2 separate regions of the Homo sapiens genome follow, and region 2 is linked to region 1. A link is a loop called in an ENCODE intact Hi-C map of the cell type or tissue named here. Cell type or tissue: PC-9. All regions are shown on one strand. Each heading gives the region's core, and the rest is flanking DNA. Links, peaks and the distances in the headings are about the cores only.

Region 1 (9,986 bases), core at 2,708-7,707:
CAAAGGGCTGCTTGCAGGAACCCTGCATGGTGGATGGTGCTTCAGTTAACTGCTCAGACAGGACTTGTGAGGAGGGATGATGACACCACAGGCTAGAGGGGTGGCTGGATCAGGGACTAGATGAGCTCTGAAGTCCATTCCATCACTGCCACCTGTGATCACATACTTCACAGCTGTCCCAAAGGTTGACCCAACTATGAGATATGCTGGTTGTTTAATCTGTAATTTCAACTAGCTGTATACAAATGTGCCTTCACCACCACAGGCTGAGAAAGGAAACAGACACCCCGGCCTATGCCAGAGGCCTGAGCATAACCACCTAGAGCCAGCCTTGGAGGGTATCAGCAAGAGGCTGAACTGATGAAGGAGAAGGGAAGATGCAGAAGCCCTTGTTCTCAGGGCTCAGAGCAAACTGTGGCATCAGATCTTTTAATATTGCTATTTCTGTTGCTGATAATGACAGCTAAAGTTTATTGAACACTTTCTATGTGCTAGGCACACTATATGGCCTAGCTTGTTTATTCCTCATACACTAAGAGGAAGGTGTTTTTATCCTCATTTTGTAGATGAGAAAACAAGTCCACAGGGATGAAGGAACTTGCTAAGTATTGGGGCCTGGACCCCTAAGAAAAACTGACCCAAGTTCAAAAGATCAGAAAACTACAGCTCCAACAGGAAATATGACTCAATCAAAGACTCAGGAGGTCAGGCACAGAGCAAGGGCTGACATCCAAGTCTCCTGACTGCCTACTCATAGTTCTCTCCACCCCACCACACAGAGACGAAGCACAGTGTCCATTTCTTCTGCCCAAAAGACATCTTGACTGCAGCCTCATGAAAGACCCCAAGTCAGAACCAACAAGCTAAGCCACTCCTAGATTTCAGACTCACAGAAACCATGAGAAATAGTCATTGTTTGTTAAGTCATTATATTTTGAGATGATTTGTGACACGGCAATAAATAACTAATAGAGGGTAAACATCTATTGGCTCATGTGTCAGGATTTGAGGACATTCCCTCTGACATTTCTACTCTCTGTCCTGCTGGAAAGTCCTTTGTCATGAGACAAGGAAAGAGAGAGGCCATAGTGACCCTCTGTCCTCCATAGAGCTGGAGACAGAGTGGACAACTGACGCTGCCTTTCTGGCTCTCAGCTGTGCTGGCCAACAATACTTGTCCATTTCTACCAGCAAACTTCTTCTTAGAAGGTCTGGTAGTAAGTATTTTAGGCTTTGCAGGCCACATACAGTATCTGTTGCAACTACTCAACTCTGCCATTAAAGCGCCAAAATAGCATTAGACAATACATAAACAAATGGGCATGGCTGATTCTAATAAAGCTTTATTTACAAAATCAAGTGGCTGATTCAAGGGTCATACTGTGCTAATCCCTGGTTTAGAGAAAGGAAAAACTAAGTCCATGAAGGTCTGTGGCCAGGCAGGCTTAAAGGGCCCACAGGACACTTCCCATAGAGGGGAAGCTGTTCCTAAACTGCCCTACCCTTGGCCCCACCATTGCTCTACCTCTGCCCCAGGAAGCCAAGATATTTATCATCTCTTGCAAACAACCACCACATATGAAGATAGCTAAGGGAGCTCCAGGTTTGCTGAGAGTCTGAGCACCTGTGAGGGATATTACTAAGGAAATGTCCACACCAGCTAGAAGGTTTCTTTCAACTCTGGGTGCAACAATGTCCAGACACTGCTCCAGTAGTTACTGCTTGCACACATATTACCTCCTTTCTTTCTCACCTGCAATTATTGTTGTGTAACAAATGAACCCTGAAACTCAATAACTTACTCACATGGCTGGCAGGTTGGTTCCTCTCCACACAAACTTCTCCATGAGGCTGCCTGGGTGTCCTCACAGTGTGGTGACAGGCTTCCCCCGCAACTACCTATCCAGGAAACCAAGGAAGAAGCCGCAATGCCTCTCCGACCTAGCTCTGGAAGTCACGCGTCATCACATCTACTGTCCCATTGTTCACACAGGTCAGCCCTGATTCCGTGTGAGAGCGGACTATGCAAAGACAGGGATACCAGCAGGCAAGGATCCCCATCGTGGAGGCTGGGTAGAATGAGTGGGTCCTGAGGTTAGTGCTCCATGGGAGTGATCACTAGAAAAGTTCACCCACTTAAGTTTGGTAGTTGTGTGAGGAAGGACTCTAACACCTGTTTTGTTGTTGTTTGTTTGTTGTTTGTTTGAAATGAAGTCTCGCCATGTCGCCCAGGCTGCAGTGCAGTAGCACGATCAGGGCTCATTGCAGCCTCGACCTCCTGGGCTCAAGCGATCCTCCCACCTCAGACTCCCAAGTAGCTGGGACCATAGGCACACGCCACCATGCCCGGCTAATTTTTGTATTTTTTTGTAGAGACGAGGTTTCACCATGTTGCCCAGGCTAGTCTCAAACTCTTGAGCTCAAGCGATCCGCTTGCCTTGGCCTCCCAAAGTGCTGGGGCTTACAGGCATGAGCCACAGTGCCTGGCCTTCTATCACCTGTCTGCTCAAATCTGTATAGGTGAATTGTTCATAGGAGATGTTGATACTCAGGTACCGATGGCTATAGTTTTTAGCTACATTTGACCACAAGTTTTGATTGCTGGGGTTTCAATCCCATCTTCCTTGTTCTTCTGCCATTCTTAGGAATCTGCAATGGACGTTTGTCATTCTGTTCTGACTTCCCAGCATCTGACACTTGCCTAGAGGAACTTCTCACTGTGTGACTCCTGGTGAGGGCAGGTCCCTGCCCAGTTCTTCAGTCTTTCTGTCAGTATTTGACTGACCCTATGTCACTCCAATAATCCTCTTGCTATTTAAATTAGCTAGTCAGTCACACCTGTAATCCCAGCACTTTGGGAGGCCAAGGCGGGCGGATCACCCGTGGTCAGGAGTTCGAGACCAGCCTGGTCAACACATTAAAACACCCTCTCTGCTAAAAATACAAAAATTAGTCAGGCATGGTGGCACGTGCCTGTAATCCCAGCTACTCAGGAGGCTGAGGCAGGAGAATCGCTTGAACCTGGGAGGTGGAGGTTGCAGTGAGCCAAGGATGCAGTGAGCCAAGATTGTGCCACTGCACTCCAGCCTGAGTGACAGAGCAAGACTCTATCTCAAAAAGAAAAAAAAAAGAAAGAAAGAAAATTAGTTTCTGTTGCTTGCAACCTAGAATCCTAGCAGGTTCTGAGTCTCTAGCACTTACTTTCAGACAAAGTTCTCCTGGTGCCAAAGCCACTACATCTCTGCTGCTGCTGTGGCTACAGTTGCTGAAGTTGAGCATAGACTTCAGAGTCAGACAGACCTAGGTTTGAGTCCCAGCCCTGCCAATTTAATGCAGTGTGACTTTCTACACGTTATTTAACATCTCTGGACTTCTGTTGCTTCCCCTGCAGGATGAGGGAAGTGATATTTAGCTTGAAAGACTGCTATGAGGATCTGCACATAGCATTGTGCCTGGCACAGAGTAGGTGCTTAGTGACTGCTCTTGTATAATAAAATATGATGGTGATGATGATGATGACCATGGACATGTGCTGAAGTTTCTCCTGATGTGATCCCCATCCAGAGTTTATTACAGAGGCAAAGCTACTCCCGTTTGATGACAGGTCTCTGGAGCTACCTTGAATGGTCTGTCCTCTCAGTACCAATTGCTCTTTAGAACCCTCAAAGCTGGTCTTACTCATGGAGTTGAATAAACTCTTTCAATAAGGAACTTGCTATAAGTCCCCTGGGGACTAGTCCAGAGCATGATTCAGAGACACACCCCCAACCCCTCCTATATTCAATGCTTTGCAAATGGAGCTCTTTCTGGCCTGCCCTGAGATCCTAGAACATCTAAGATGGGCATGCAACTTCAAGCCCCACTGTGGTCCTTGCAATCTGATTTCAGGTCATCCAGACCCTTGACCTGGCCTCACAGCCTGACATAGCCTCACAACTACTAGAGATACATCCTGGACGGCAAGCCACACTCTAAGACACTGTGCTCCAGCAGGAGCCCTGGTTTCTCCCATCCCATCTCTGAGCTGGCAGAGCTGTTGCATAGTGTTTCCATTTTTCTAAGGGTTGTTCCAGAGTCTAGGGTGTTCATGAGAAGTAATTTGCAAACCCCATTCCATGCTACTCTAAGAATTATACCCTCATACCAGTCTGGGAAAGAGTCTGACCCCCACCTTCACCCCAAATCATGGCAATGGGTGAGGTGGCACCTATGCTGGTTATGTGGGCACTACAGATAAATGGGCAACTGCAAGATCAGGAAATCATCCTAACACAGAAAGAAACATCTCTTGTTCTAAGACTCCCTCTTTGAACAACCCAGTTAACCCTACAGGCCCCTCATTCGTCTTCCAAAGCACTGATTTGCCGCTTAGGACATATATTTGTTAGACTAGCAGCTGAGTAGTAGCCTCTATCTTTTCCTAGCAAGAGTATAAGCCACCTGGAGTGAGAGCCTTCTTACACTTTCCCTGTCCTCTGCACCTGGCACCTTGCCTGAAGATGAATCAGAGCTGACGAAATACTTGTCGAATGGCTGCTCCATGGATGACACAGAATACAGCTGTAGACCCTGACTACCTGGCCCAAAATAGCAAATATTGTGGGCCATGGGGCCGTGGAAACCTGAGATGCCTCCCAGGGCCACGGCAGATGATTAAGAAAATTGGCTGAGAGATAGGATCGCACCAGCCCACAATAGCCTGTGCATTTTTGTCCAGGTTGGAGAGGCAGGACACAGCCTGTACCTGTTTGGCAGGACACAGCCAGGTCATTCCTGATAGACAAGACACAGCCACCCGACACACGGGGTAGAGCCCCCACAAGGCTGCTGCTCAGAATGCTCCTGCAAGCTCAGCTGCGATTTTAGGCCTGCTGGAGTGAGGTCTCAGGTTACACCAACTCCTCAGCTTCTCAGCTTTTGATGGGAGCTGCTTCTGGACAGGGACATCACCACCAGCCCATTAGTGAAGGAAATATTTGCCAGAGAGCGTCACCCTCCAGGAGGAGAATAACAACTGAAGGTCTATATTTCATCTGTTCCAGGAGTCTTTTAGCTTAGATGAATTCCTTAATCCTTCTTCTCTACCCATAGGCTCAAAGAGTTGCAAATCTTCCACACACTCGGTACCCCTTTTAAGTTTAGAAATTGACCTAACAATAATGCCTCCTTGCAATGTCCTTGCAAGTGGCCTGGTATGCACTGCCTGGTTTGCCCACATGTCAATACTGTGAGGCTGGACATGGGGATTGTTTGGTTTGGAGATGTACTGTGTGATAAATAATGGAACGTTGCAACGGCTAACATTATACTAAACATTTTGCAAAAAAGTAAGCCTCAGAACAACCATATGAAGGGGGGAATGTCACTATCCCCAGTTTCAGATGAGCAAACTGAGGCTTAGAGGTGTTAAGAAACTTCCAAAGTCACCTAACTGGGAAGTGGTAAGACCATGATTCAAACCCAGGAACGTTTGGCTTCTAAGCACAGACTCCTAATGCTCACAGTCCACTTCTACCCACATATTTATGAAATATCAATCACTGTGCTGCCTGCTGGAGACATAGGGACAATTAAGGTACCACCTTGTTGCTCAAGATTCCAACCTAGCCAGAGAAACAAACATTAGCTTAATTTTAAATTATATATTACAGTGTGATATTTGTAATAATAAAAATTATATGTAGGAATGGAAGGATGATGATTAATTCAGTCAATAAGGGAGGAACAGAGATTAGGGAAGGCATACAGAGGAACATTCAAAAAATGAAACTTTATGATTCAATTTCTTTTCTGTTTTGAGTGTGTGATCTTTAGCCATCATTCGTCCACACTGGCATCTATTGAATGAGTCATCCATCATCTGGGAAAGACCCAGGCAAAAGGGTCCCCTTCTCTGAGCCCATGCTTTATAGGTCTTACATATCACAAACCCAAAATAGATTAATGTGTTAAGGAACTTGAGAGCATCTCTGTCATTCAGGATTCAGAACTCAGCATCGGCACAGCACAACCAATAACCCTAAACACCACTCGGATGAGTAACACCATTCAGGCCCCAGAGAAACGCTTCTCCGTGTCTCTTGTCCTGTGTCTGTGAATCAAAGGGAAACCTTGTCCAAATGCCATCCATGAAGATTTGTGGGTTGTGCCGCTGCCAGCGCTGGAGATGGACACCTCCCTTTGGAGGATGGGCAGGATGTGAGCCCCATATGAACTCAGATAAGAATTAGGCAAATTAGTTAACTTACCTTATTCTTCCTCACAGATTTCATGAATGCACAGACTCATGCAAAGTGCAGTATCCTTTCCTAGGAATGCTGAGTGTCTATTTCTTGCTTCTCTCAATGCTCCAGCCTGTGATTCTGGAATCAGTCAAAAATTAAGGCAGTATTCACAACAGCTTCACATGATGGTTGGGAAATAGTTTGCAATATTAAACAAATCCTAACACTTTTAATTTGTGTATTTGCAGGCCTATCCATAACATACAAAAAGCATGATATTAATTCTTTATGTTGGCCACAGGCAGACCTCAAAGGCTAGAATTGTATTAATAAATAGGTTTTATTTTATAAAAATATGTTTAAAGATTTAATTACATTTTCAAAAGATTAAGTAATTTTAATCTAAGTGATGTTGATTTTTAAAGTTGATATGAATTTATTATAAATTATATTTTCTTTTAATTTCAATAGATTGTTTTGCAAATTTTATTTACATAAATATTCAGTCATAGAAAAACATCAGATGGTGTAATGAACTGAGTGTTATGGCTTGCCGAAAGTCATATGTTGAAACTCTAATCCCAATGTGATGATATTTGGAGGTGGCACCTTTGGGAGGTAATTAGGTCATGAAGGTGGAACCCTCAGGAATGGGATTAGTGTCCTCATAAGAAGATGCCAGAGAGCTGGCTAGTTCTCTTTCCACCTCATGAGGATGCAACCAGAAGTCAGTAGTCTGCAACCTGGAAGAGGGCCCTCACCAGAAACCGACCAGGCTGGCACCGTGATCTCAGACTTCCAGCCTCCAGAACAGTGAGGAATAAATTGTTGATAAGCCAGCAATCTATGGTACTTTGTTATACAACCCAAACTGACTGAGACAGATGGGTTTGCTCCCCTCTTTAGCCTCACTCACTTATCTCCCTCAGGATCCCTTCTGGGCCAGCAAACAGGAGATTGGCCAGGTGTGGAGCCTCACCCACAGCACCTGGCTCAGCAGGAAGCATGTAAAAGGCCCCCAGGCCAGGACAGGAGGGGCCTCCGTTGCAAGCTATTTTCACTGCTACTACATATACTGCTCAGTGCCTCACTCTGTCTTGCTTTGACTTGGGCCTTCTGACTGTCTCCTGGTACCTACCTATTCACCTGGCTTCCTGATCTGCTTTGACGGATAGCTCCAGTCACTGATCTCTTGAGCCAGGTCTTTGTCAACCTTGCTTTGACCAGCACAACCCTTGCTTCCTCCCCACGAAGTATTTCCTGATATCCATTGGCCTGCAATGATACAGGGAAATAAATATTAACATGTTTTTGAATTATACATTACAGTGTGATATTTGTAATGATAAAAATTATGTGTAGGAATGAATCAAAGGGTGGTTATTAATTCTGTCAATAAGGAAGGGAGATTAGGGAAGGCTTCCCAGAGAAACACTAATTAAATGGAACTTTATCTATGATTCAAATTATTTTCTATTTTAACTGTGTAATCTTTAGCCATCAACCATCCACACTGGCATCTACTAAATGAGTCATCCACCATCTAGGCAAGGCCCAGACAAAAGGGTCCCCTTCTCTGAGCCCATGCTTTAACAGGTATCACATATCACAACACCCCCAAAAATTAATGTATTAAAGAACATAAAGTAATATGAATATATACTTCAAAAATCAGAGCTCTCCCCCCTCCCTTACCCACTCCCCAAGAATATACAGAGAATGGCCTTCTTCATCTCTCATTTCACATAAATCATTGTAGAAACTACCCTGATCCTAGCTTCACCCTCTGCCCTTCAGGATAATTCATAAAAATCATTAAGCACTGAAATCATCCAGTTCAAACACTGTCTTTTTACAACTGGAGAAACTCAGACACAAGGAGGGGAAGTGACTTTCCCATGATCACCCATCAAGTGAACTGAGACTAGAGCCAGTCTCCAAGCTCCAAGCCCACATCCACACTCTGGTTCCAAAATGCCACGTATCCAGATAATTGTGTGGCATTCCAGCAGCACCCCACCCTAATCAATCTCCACATGACATCCCATAGGGCAGTTATTGTGAATTGTGGGGGGCAGAAGTTGGATGCTGGGTGTGCAAAGGAAAAGCAAGGGAGGTTGTTTCATAAATGACACAATGGCACGCTCCAAAGTTGAGTTGCAGGGCTTCCGCTGCCCTGAGAGACTGCATGCCTTTCTGGAGACTAAACATTTTCACAGTTCCTTTGGCCCAAGGGTTATTTTCTTGTTGGAAAAAATGGAAAAATTCCCCACACGGATGGCAAGAAAAATAACTTCAGCTTGACTAATCCAGAGACAAAGCTTCTTCTGAAATTGCAAAAGGATAGAATTGGAGGGGAGCAAACATTTCTTTTAAATAAACACAGAATATTTCTTTCTTTGCTTTGTTTTAGAGACAGAGTCTCACTTGTTGTCCAGGCTGGAGTGCAGTGGCATGCAGTTATGGACCACTGCAGCCTCAAACTCCTGGGCTCAAGTGGTCCTCCTGCCTCATCCTTGCAAAGTGCTGGGATTATAGGTGTGAGCCACCATGTCCAGCCCCACAGAATGTTTCTTCTGGGTTTCTTTTTATTTGCTCATGCCTAAGAACCCCTAATTGGCTCCTTAGAGAAAGGCCAGGTCCCATGGGTCAGAGGAGAAACTGGGTGGGCATGAGCCTACAGGAGAAGCCCCAGCTCACTGGAGCTCCCTGTCTGGCCAAGCCTGTTAGGAGCTGTGTCCCACAGGGCCTGGGCTGAGAGGGAGACGTGCCTTCTTGCAGAATCCCCCGCATACCCAGATGAGCCCTCCCTAGAGATGGGACTATCAACTGTCCAAGACCCTGTTCATTACTTATCTTCAAAATGTGCCTCCTCTTCTTAACGAATAAATGCCTTTGGCACTAAGAGTTCTTTTGCTACAACTTGTTTCTTAAAATCAAAATAACTTAGGTTGATTTTATCAATTGCATAACTTACTAATTTTTTTATCTGATTTTTCTCAGTTCTTTAGCTAAAGAAAAACTCAAATTAGTATCTATGTTTAAAATATTTCTTCTATGAAGCCTGGGCAACATAGAAAGACCCAATCTCTACAAAAAAATTAAATAACTAGCCGGGCATGGTGGTATCCACATGCAGTCCCAGCTACTCAGGAGGCTGAGGTGGGAGGTTCACTTGAGTCCAGGAGTTCAAGACTGCAGTAAGCGAAGATCGTGCCACTGCACTCCAGCCTGGGTGACACAGCGAGACCTCATCTCTAAAATACATTAAAAAGGAAAAAAATATAACTGTTGGAAAATACTGAAATTGTCAATGACTGCAGGTATCCTTGAAAACATTTCTCCTGTGAGATTAAGTAAATCATCTATATGTTCATGGCATCTATTCTGAGAACTTATTGATGCCTTTAAGGGACGCTTACAGCTGCACTGTCATTAATGACTGTGGATATTGCTAAACAGCAGGTTACCATCTTCTAGAATTTGTATCAGTTTATCAAATGTAGTCACACATAGATGGCTCGCACTTGGCAAAAAAGTTAGGAATTGTCCTGGAAGGGTCCATGCGAGTGCGAGTTTTGATGCTTAAATGTCCCTGGCTTCACAGTAGACCTGCCCTGCAAACCATTAAAATGGTTTGTCCCAGCCTCGCAGGGGTCATTTTACCTACCCTTCAAGATACCCACCTCACAGCCAGTGAGCATGGAAGAAGCCCAGGGAACTGGGGTCATGACATGATCATGTGATATGAGTAGAGCATGA
Region 2 (9,986 bases), core at 2,391-7,390, 160 kb before region 1:
GGTTCAAAGGGGGTGCCACCATTTTGTGTGCTTGTGCTATGCTCTCTGAGCCACAGCTTTATTTTCTGTAAGAAAGAAGATTCTGTTTTTTAATTGGGAGAACAATTCTCTCTCTTCAACCTCACAGAATTTTTGCCAGGATCAGCCAAGAGTGGACATAATAGGACTGGGTCAGTGATTGCTCTGGCTTCTGATATAAGGGAACAACCATTGGCCTCAGCCCCTGGAGGCCCCTTAACCCCTTAATGGAAAACTGTTTTTTTCCTTTTTTTTTTTTTTCTTTTTTGGAGACAGAGTCTAGCTCTGTTGCCCAGGCTGGAGTGCAGTGGCACAATCACAGCTCACTGCAGCTCAACCTCCCCAGGCTCAGGTGGTCCTCCCACCTCAGCCTCCGGAGTAGCTGGGACCACAGGCACACACCACCATGCCTGGCTAATTTTTTGGTATTTTTTGTAAAGATAGGGTTTCACTGTGTTGTCCAGGCTGCTCTCAAACTCCTGAGCTCAAGCTATCTGCCTGCCTCGGCCTCCCAAAGTGTTGAGATTACAGGTGTGTGTCACTGCACCTGGCCTGGAAAACTCTTATGTGGCAGGTGAAAAATGTAAAAGCCCTCAGCTTTCTGTGATGTTCTAGCAAACACTGGCACATCCAGAGGAACATGTGCCACTTTCGGGCCAAGCCAGCAAAATGATTACGAAAGTCTTTGAAGACCTAAGTCACATTAATGACTCAGAACTGCTGTGTTTTTGACAATGAAGCTTTGGATGGACACACTGACCCAGTGTCGTCTCACCAACCATCCCAGGGTGAGCTCAGAAGGGGACATATGTCACAGTCTTAATCAGCAATTGGCAAGTTTTTCCTTTAAAGGGCCAGATTGTAAATATTTTAGGCTTAGCAGGCCACATACAGCCTCTGTTGTTGCATTTTTTTTAATGTGCATGTTATGTTTTTTTTTTGTTTGTTCTAACATTTTAAAAATGTAAAAGCTATCCTTGGCTCACCTGGCTGTGCAAAAATAAGCAGCGGGCTGGATTTGGCTCATGGACTGCAGATTGCAGGCCCAGGTGTTCCTGGCTTATTTGCAGGTGGTGGAAAGACCACAGGCTTTGGAGCTGAAACTGACTTTGAATCCTGCTGTCCTCACTTTCCAGCTGTGCGAGCTTGGACACGCCTCCTTACCCCTGAGCCTCTGTCCTAATCAGCAGAATTCTTGCATGAAATACTCGCTGCACGTCTACTACCTTGCCAAGCACAAAAGCAATGCTTATGAGGCTGGAATAAAATGAAAAAGCTCCGGCATGGGAAAGGAATGTGGCAGAAGGCACGCTGACTATTGCTTGAACCCTGAAGTGATTTGGGCTGCCCTGGGTGGGAGACCATGAAAAGGGCCTTCGGTTCCATGATGATAGCCTAGAATCGGATACGCTGCATGACAACATCCCAAGGACTCGAATTCAGCCCACTGGGGCTGGGTCCCGAGCACCTGTATGTTTTAAATACAGATCCTCCAGGAGTCTGCCCTGAAGCCTGGGTTTAAGAAGCCGCCAAGGAGTTTCCCACAAGTTTGTGGGTCCAGCGGCAGAGGCTCCAAGTGGTCTGAAAATGGGCATTCATGCAGTCGGCACGGCATCTGCCTGGTTCCCACCTGCACCCAGCTAAGCCTGGTAACCTTCAAATCAAAGCCTTTCCCCCCAGTTTGCTAAGGGTGAAACATGTGCTCACAGCACCAGCTTAAAAGACTATTTCATGCCAAAATAATAACAAGTGTTTTTATGACAGCACAGAAATGGTACCAATAGTCATGGCCCAACATCCCATTACCACCATCGCAGGGAAGAAAACTGGCATTTCGGAGCGAGAACTGATGTGAACCCGTTGTCTGACGCCTGCATCTGTCCCAGCCTTGTTCACAGATGCAGATGCTGAAGCTCAGAGGCATCACCCAAGGCCCAAGGCCACAGGGTTAATAAATGATTTTGATAAAGAGAGAGAGGCCCAGCGAGTGTCCAGTGAGAATGGTTTCTCCTGTGAATTGCAGTCCCGTATAGCAAGGGCTCACCTAAGGTCATCAATAGGTTCTTGGAGTCTTGACTTTAAGAGAAGCAATAGACAGCAAGTTTCCAAATAATGTCGTTTTGTTCAGTGTGATTTCATTATAACATTGATGAGGAAAAAAATTGGTTTCGTCCATCATACGTCATTTTGCTCAAAGTCACAGTTTCCAAGAACCTAATGACATTAAGTAAAGATTTACTGTGGATTTATGGACACTTTGCTTTGTGGCATTTTCTTATGGGTATAGAACAAATGTTCCATTGTTCTGACCTATACCCATAGGTTGTGTAGGTCAGAAAAATGGGACATTTATGCCAAGAATTTTCAAGTGGAATTTTTTTTTAATCTTTTTGAGCTCAAGTTTCTTTAATTTAAAAAAGCAAATTCCAGCCGGGCACAGTGGCTCATGCCTGCAAGCCCAGCACTTCAAGAGGCCAAGGCAGGTGGCTCACGAGGTCAGGAGATCGAGGCCATCCTGGCTAACACGGTGAAACCCCGTCTCTACTAAAAATACAAAAATTAGGCAAGCATGGTGGCATGTGTCTATAGTCCCAGCTACTCGGGAGGCTAAGGCAGGAGAACTGCTTGAACCCGGGAGGTGGAGGTTGCAGTGAGCTGAGATCGCACCACTGCACTCCAGCCTGGGTGACAGTGCGAGACGCTGTCTCAAAAAAAAAAAAAAAAGCAAATTTCTCTTACTACTGGGGGCAATTCTGAGCTGGAGATGCCCAGGTGGTCACTAAATCTATGCTTTACCCAATAAATATATTCCTGAAGAGACTGAATAAAATAAAATCAATACATGATTTTAAGGGAATCTCTGGGTATGTTTTGGGTTTTTTGTTTGGGCTTTTTTTTTTTTTAATAGAAGAATCCTTCTGCAAAGAGAATAATTTGCATTTGGTTTGCAGATTTGGATTTTCTGAATTATAGTATATTGGGTTTTCTTAATTACGTCTGTGATTTAAACTACTGTGTCTCTAGTGACAGTGTCCTAAATTCCCACAGATGGCATTTACACTGTGTGAACACGGACTCTGTGGTACCTAGAAAGAAAGTAACAAGCAGCATCTCTTCAGCACCTCCGTACCGGTCACTGCTCGAGCGATCACATACACTATTTCATTGACTCTTCACAAAAATTCTGCCACACGGGTTGTGTTGTCCCATGAGGTGCAAGCTGTTACATAAAGAAACTGAGGTGCAAGCTGTTAAATACGGGAAGGGAGAGAAATGACAATTCCACCTTAGCTTTTTCTGACTCTAAGGCAAGTGCTTCTCCCAACTCAGGAAGCATGAGGTTTTCCTCATCATTGAAAAACTAAGATGGAGAAACTTCATCCTTCACCCCTCTATTCCCCAGACCAAACACCTTCAGGAAATCCAAATTGTAGGTTGACATGAAAACATTTGATATTAACCCAGCTACCCTTTTCCACAGAGGGAGAAGAAGCTGGGTTGGACAGGCAGAGACGACAGTGAGGCTAGCCTCTCCCCAATCAACTGGAAGCCTGGACCGGCCTCTGCCAGGCAGTGCAGGACCCGAGCCCAGGGTGGGCTGCAGCAGAGTGGTCTAGGTGTCCACATCCCCTACTGAGCCCTGGCACTGCCCTCTGCTCACTGAGGCTCAGCTTCCTCGTCTGTGGTGGGAACCTGCTGCCACCGCCTGCACAGCAAGGTGGCCAGGAGGGGCAGGGTCCACCCTACCCACAGTGGTGTTGGCAGGTGAGGGACCCCTCATCATTTTGACTTTCCTAATCCACGGACGCCCTCTCAGGTATGAGCACCATCCCTTCACACACACCTTGTAAACCCGGAAGGACTTTTTTAAAATGAAAATTTCATTTCCAGCCTCTTACCTGGACACACCATTCCTGGGTTCCCTGATGTGGTAAGGGCCATGGGGAGGCCAGGACTATGCAGGGGCGGGGTGGGTGTGAGACAGCACAGGAATGCACATGGGGGCTCCCTGCTTCCCCAGAGGCCTTGCTGGTTATGAGGCTGCTCCCCGCATTCCCTCACACCCTCCCAGACCCTCTCTCAAGGCACGGAGGAGGAGAGCAGCCACTCCTGCCACCACCAGCTGCTCTTGGATACCTGAGGAATGGAAGGAGCCGGAAACCACCTGGCCTGGACTTGGCTCCCGCCTCTGCTCCTGGCAGGCTTTGGGACACAGCAGATAACTAAGCTCTCCAAAATAGGGCACTGCCACCTCTCACCTCAAATGGCTGCAGGGAGATTAGAAGAAGATAATTAGGAGAAGGGTCTACAGATCAGTGATTTGCCAACATTGAAATGCCAGTCAGAATCACCCACAGGGTGTAACACACAGGTGCTGAGTCCCCTCATCTCTGATTCAGTGAGTTTGGGGCACGGCCCAAAGAGTTTGCTTTTCCATCACATTCCCTGCTGATGCCCGTGCTGCTGGCTCACGGGCCACACGTGGAGGGTCACTGCCACAGATGACAGTTCATGTCCTGTTCCCACTCTCACTGCCACTTCCCACAGGGCTGGAAGCGGGGCCAGCTCCCCGCCAGCTCCTGGCCAGCCTTAAGGATAGGAGGTTGTCCCTAATCACAGTCTTCCCACGGCAGGTACAGGGCTGTGATGAGCACCCATGCCCTCCTCCCCTAACCACATCCTCACCCTGGCAGAGGTGCAAAATGGGTGTTAACCCTGGCAAAATGTAACCTGCTGAATGAATGCCCCAAGGAGTTTCAGAAAAATATGAATCTGGCACCTCAACCACAGAGACTATGACTCAGCAGGTGCCAGAGTGGGCCCAGTCACCACTCTTGTTCCTAAGCACCCAGGTAGTTCCGAGGCAGGCCAGCACTGGAGAAACCCTGCTCTCTTTTTCCAGGTCTGGCCCTTGAGGCGATGGAAGAACAAAGGCCCGTAGCCTCTCAGATTGGCCTCAGCTGATGCACAAACCAGCTTCTAAGCCTCCTTAGATTCTTATGGAGTAAAGTAGGGATTTAAATTAGTAAATAACAGCTAAGTTAGATTGATGCTTAGCTTTTAAATCTTGAAAAAGAAACCCTCATTAGAATTCTTTTGGTCAATATTTCACTTCCAGGTTTTATTTCCAGATCCTATACTTTTTATATAATCACAGCAAATAGACAATTTAATATTCAGCCTTTGCAGTGACCATATTGCAGGCATTTCCCAGTCATTTTGTGTAATTGTTTGATGTCTCAATCCCCCTTTTTCTCTGCTCCTAGAGCAGTGCTTTTCAGAGGTTTAGGTGAATAAAGACTTCATGCCAATTTCAAATGGTTCCCAAAACTCATATTTTATCTTATTGGGCAATTTTCTACGTTCCAAGGACTGTCTTAGGCACAAGTCAACGTTCACAAGTCAATTCCTCCAGTAGATACATATGACAGTTATCTTAGAGGTGGAGGTACATGGAAACTTTCTAGATATTAAATCAGATGAGCTCATGAAACATCAACACAGTTCCTGGCTCATAGTCAGTGCTCCAGGACCCTGTGGGTCAGGCATGGGCCAGGTGCAGAAAATCCAACGATGAACAAACAGGGAGTTTGCCCTCAGGAAGCACACAGTCTGCAGGAAGATGAGTCAGGTGCAAAGAAAACAAAGAGCAAGTCATGAGCCTTACAGAGAGTAAATGCCATGGGTGAGGCTGAAGGCATACATCTAGATCTTTGAACTGTCTTTCCTCAAAGTTTAGAGAAAATCAGAAAATTTCTCTGCAGGCCAAATACCTCTGAGTGGGGCTGACAGGACGACTCAAGCTCCTCACAGCTCAGGGGCCCTTGCCGAAACTAGCTGCACAGAGCAGCCATGCAGACTGGAATGAATTAAACCCAGACTGTCCTGCCTGGTATGGTTCAGAGGCTTTTTGTATGCCCAATGTAGCCAGCTTGCCATACTGAGCAGAGATTTGCCCAAGAATGAATTGTAGGTACAAAGTTCTTTCTAGAAAACATATTATTGAAAAACTTTTTTTCTGAATTATATTCTGCTCAGCATAACAGATATTATTAAATATTAGTTGAAATGAGTGACTGTTCTGTGTCAAAGTATAATGGTCACAGGAGCACCAGCAGGGAAATGACACTGCACTGAGAAATAACAGTTCTCACCCTTTAACATGTAACTACTAACCTTTTTGGTAATAAAATCATCATAACAATAATATTTAATACAATTTCAGATTTCTTCTGGAATCTCAAAATTCAGTTGTGACTTTTGGCTTCAGCCTCAACTTTAGCCAAATATACATGTTTAACAATTTGGCCTTTTGCCAACATCTGATGAACATCGATGCAAAAATCCTCAATAAAATACTGGCAAACCGAATTCAGCAGCACATCGAAAAGCTTATCCACCACGATCAAGTTGGCTTCATCCCTGGGACACAAGCCTGGTTCAACATACGCAAATCAATACATGTAATCCATCACGTAAACAGAACCAATGACAAAAACCACATGATTATCTCAATAGATGCAGAAAAGGCCTTCAACAAAATTCCACAACCCTTCATGCTAAAAAGTCTCAATAAACTAGGTATCGATGGGATGTATCTCAAAATAATAATAGCTATTTATGACAAACCCACAGCCAGTGTCATACTGAATGGAAAAAACTGGAAGCATTCCCTTTGAAAACTGGCACAAGGATGCCCTCTCTCACCACTCCTATTCAACATAGTATTGGAAGTTCTGGCCAAGACAATCAGGCGAGAGAAAGAAATAAAGAGTATTCAGTTAGGAAAAGAAGAAATCAAATTGTCTCTGTTTGCAGGTGACATGATTGTATATTTAGAAAACCCCATCGTCTCAGCCCAAAATCTCCTTAAGATGATAAGCAACTTCAGCAAAGTCTCAGGATACAAAATCAGTGTACAAAAATCACAAGCATTCCTATACACCAATAACAGACAAAGAGCCAAATCATGAGTGAACTCCCATTCACAATTACAAAAAAGAGAATAAAATACCTAGGAATACAACTTACAAGGGATGTGAAGGACCTCTTCAAGGGCAACTACAAACCGCTGCTCAGTGAAATAAATGAGGACGCAAACAACTGGAAGAACATTCCATGCTCATGGATAGGAAGAGTCAATACCGTGAAAATCGCCATACTGCCCAAGGTAATTTATAGATTCATTGCTATCCCCATCAAGCTACTAATGACTTTCTTCACAGAATTGGAAAAAACTATTTTAAATTTCATATGGAAGCAAAAAAGAGCCCACATAGCCAAGACAATCCTAAGCAAAAAGAACAAAGCTGGAGGCATCACGCTGCCTGACTTCAAACTATACTACAAGGCTACAGTAACCAAAACAGCATGGTACTGGTACAAAAACAGATATATAGACCAACGGAACAGAACAGAGGCCTCAGAAATAACACCACACATCTACAACCATCTGATCTTTGACAAACCTGACAAAAACAAGCAATAGGGAAAGGATTCCCTATTTAATAAATGGTGCTGGGAAAACTGGCTAGCCATAGGTAGAAAGCTGAAACTGGATCCCTTCCTTACACCTTACACAAAAATTAACTCAAGATGGATTAAAGACTTAAATGTAAGACCTAAAATCATAAAAACCCTAGAAGAAAACCTAGGCATTACCATTCAGAACATAGGCATGGGAAAAGACTTCATGACTAAAACACCAAAAGCAATGGCAACAAAAGCCAAAATAGATAAATGGGATCTAATTAAACTAAAGAGCTTCGGCACAGCAAAAGAAACTATCATCAGAGTGAACAGGCAACCTAGAGAATGGGAGAAAATTTTTGCAACATATCCATCTGACAAAGGGCTAATATCCAGAATCTACAAAGAACTTAAAGAAATTTACAAGAAAAAAACAACCCCATCAAAAAGTGGGCAAAGGATATGAACAGACACTTCTCAAAAGAAGACATATAGGCAGCCAACAGACATACGAAAAAATGCTCATCATCACTGGTCATCAGAGAAATACAAATCAAAACCACAGTGAGATACCATCTCACGCCAGTTAGAATGGCAATCATAAAAAAGTCAGGAAACAACAGATGCTGGAGAGGATGTGAAGAAATAGGAATGCTTTTACACTGTTGGTGGGAGTGTAAATTAGTTCAACCATTGTGGAAGACAGTGTGGTGATTCCTCAAGGATCTAGAACTAGAAATACCATTTCATCCAGCGAGCTCATTACTGGGTATATACCCAAATGATTATAAATCATGCTACTATAAAGACACCTTCACACGTATGTTTATTGTGGAACTTTTCACAATAGCAAAGACTTGGAACCAACCCAAATGTCCATCAGTGATAGACTGGATTAAGAAAATGTGGCACATATAAACCATGGAATAATATGCAGCCATAAAAAAGGATGAGTTCATGTCCCTTGTAGGGACATGGATGTAGCTGGAAACCATCATTCTAAGCAAACTACCGCAAGGACAGAAAACCAAACACCGCATGTTCTCACTCACAGATGGGAGTTAAACAATGAGAACACATAGACACAGGGTGGGGAACATCACACACTGGGGCCTGTTGGGGGCTAGGGGAGGGATAGCATTAGGAGAAATACCTAATTGTAAATGACGAGTTGATGGGTGCAACAAACCAACATGGCACATGTATACCTATGTAACCAAACTGCACATTGTGCACATGTACCCTAAAGCTTAAAGTATAATAATAATAAATAAATAATTAAACAATTTGGCCTTTTGCAATCTGGCCAACTGTATATTCAGAGCACCTCCATGCTCTTACCAGGGGAATGGGAAACAGGAGACCCTGCCTGGACTGGTTTCTGTTCCCTGACTCCTCCGCTCTTTCCTGCCTTCCTGCCTACCCCAGCCCCCAAATAAGCAACTGGGCCAAGGATGGACAAGTGTCTCAAACCAGGCTAAAGCCCTTCTGCGTAATTTTTCTAAATGGAGCCAGCAGGGAAGAACTTCTTTTTATTTTCTTTTTTGGAAGCTGAGAGGGATTTGACCTCAGAGCTGCTTCTGAAAGCTTTGTTCCTGGGCATGCAGGAAAAATCAGGCAGGAGAGAAAAAAATGAAAGAGAATTGGTGCCCAGGATCTCAGAGCTGCCCTACCTCCCATAGCTCTTCCTTACTGGTTCTGTAAGCTAGCCCAAGGTCCTTCCAATAAATCCTCCACTTATATTGGTCTCAGTTGAATTTTTGTTGATTGTCACCAAATGAGCCCTGATGAATGTAGCTAGTACAGGGCTTAGCACAGAGCCTTGTACATGGTAAGCCTGTGATTGTTGTCAAGCATTTGTGTTCATCTGTGTCCCTAGAGTCAGAGCAGTGCCTCGCACAGGTAGGTAGTTATAAACGTTGACCAAATCTCCTGACCCAGTCTACATAACAACCAGCTAACAACAGGATGACAGGACCAAATCTGCATATGTCATTATTAACGTTGAATGTAAATGGGTTAAACGCCCCACTTAAAAGGCACAGAGTGGGAAGTTGGATAAAGAAGCTAGACCCAACTATATGCTGTCTTCGAGAAACCCATCTCAAATGCGGGGACACCCCCAGGCTCAAAGTAAAGAGATGGAGAAAGATATATGAAGCAAATGGAAAATAAAGAAGAGCAGAGGTCCCTATTCTTATTTCAGACAAAACCAACTTTAAACCCACAATGATCACAAAGGACAAAGAAGGGCTTTAAATAATGATAAAGTGTTCAATTCCAAGAAGACTTAACTGTCCTGAATATATGCGCACCCAACACTGGAGCCCCAGATTCATAGAATAAGTTCTTAGAGACTTAAGAAAAGACTTAGATAACCACACAGCAAAAGTGGTAGACTTCAACACCCCACTGACAGTGTTGGACAGCTGATTGAGGCAGAATACTATTAATACAAGATATTTTTGACCTAAATTTGACACTTGACTAAATAGACT

The links. Hi-C counts contacts between places; a loop is a spot of excess contacts. Peaks named below come from ENCODE experiments on the same cell type or tissue, not always from the same donor. Only the 100,000 strongest peaks of a DNase experiment are listed, where the experiment ranks them.
Region 2: it touches region 1 in a loop (6-fold over the local background); 2 of 110 quality-filtered maps call a loop at or near these places.

Annotation. Positions count from the first base shown.
Region 1 is chr15:63,015,114-63,025,099 of GRCh38, forward strand. No RefSeq gene overlaps it. Among named protein-coding and RNA genes, the nearest start is that of TPM1, 23 kb to the right of the region's middle. In PC-9, for the core only: no CTCF peak of the experiment used is centred there; a DNase peak (open chromatin) is centred at 4,648; H3K27ac peaks cover 2,546 bases.
Region 2 is chr15:62,852,917-62,862,902 of GRCh38, forward strand. The region is part of intron 1 of LOC105370854 (a long non-coding RNA gene); the gene reads right to left. Among named protein-coding and RNA genes, the nearest start is that of MIR190A, 34 kb to the left of the region's middle. In PC-9, for the core only: no CTCF peak of the experiment used is centred there; DNase peaks (open chromatin) are centred at 4,275 and 4,795; H3K4me3 peaks cover 1,616 bases; H3K27ac peaks cover 4,765 bases.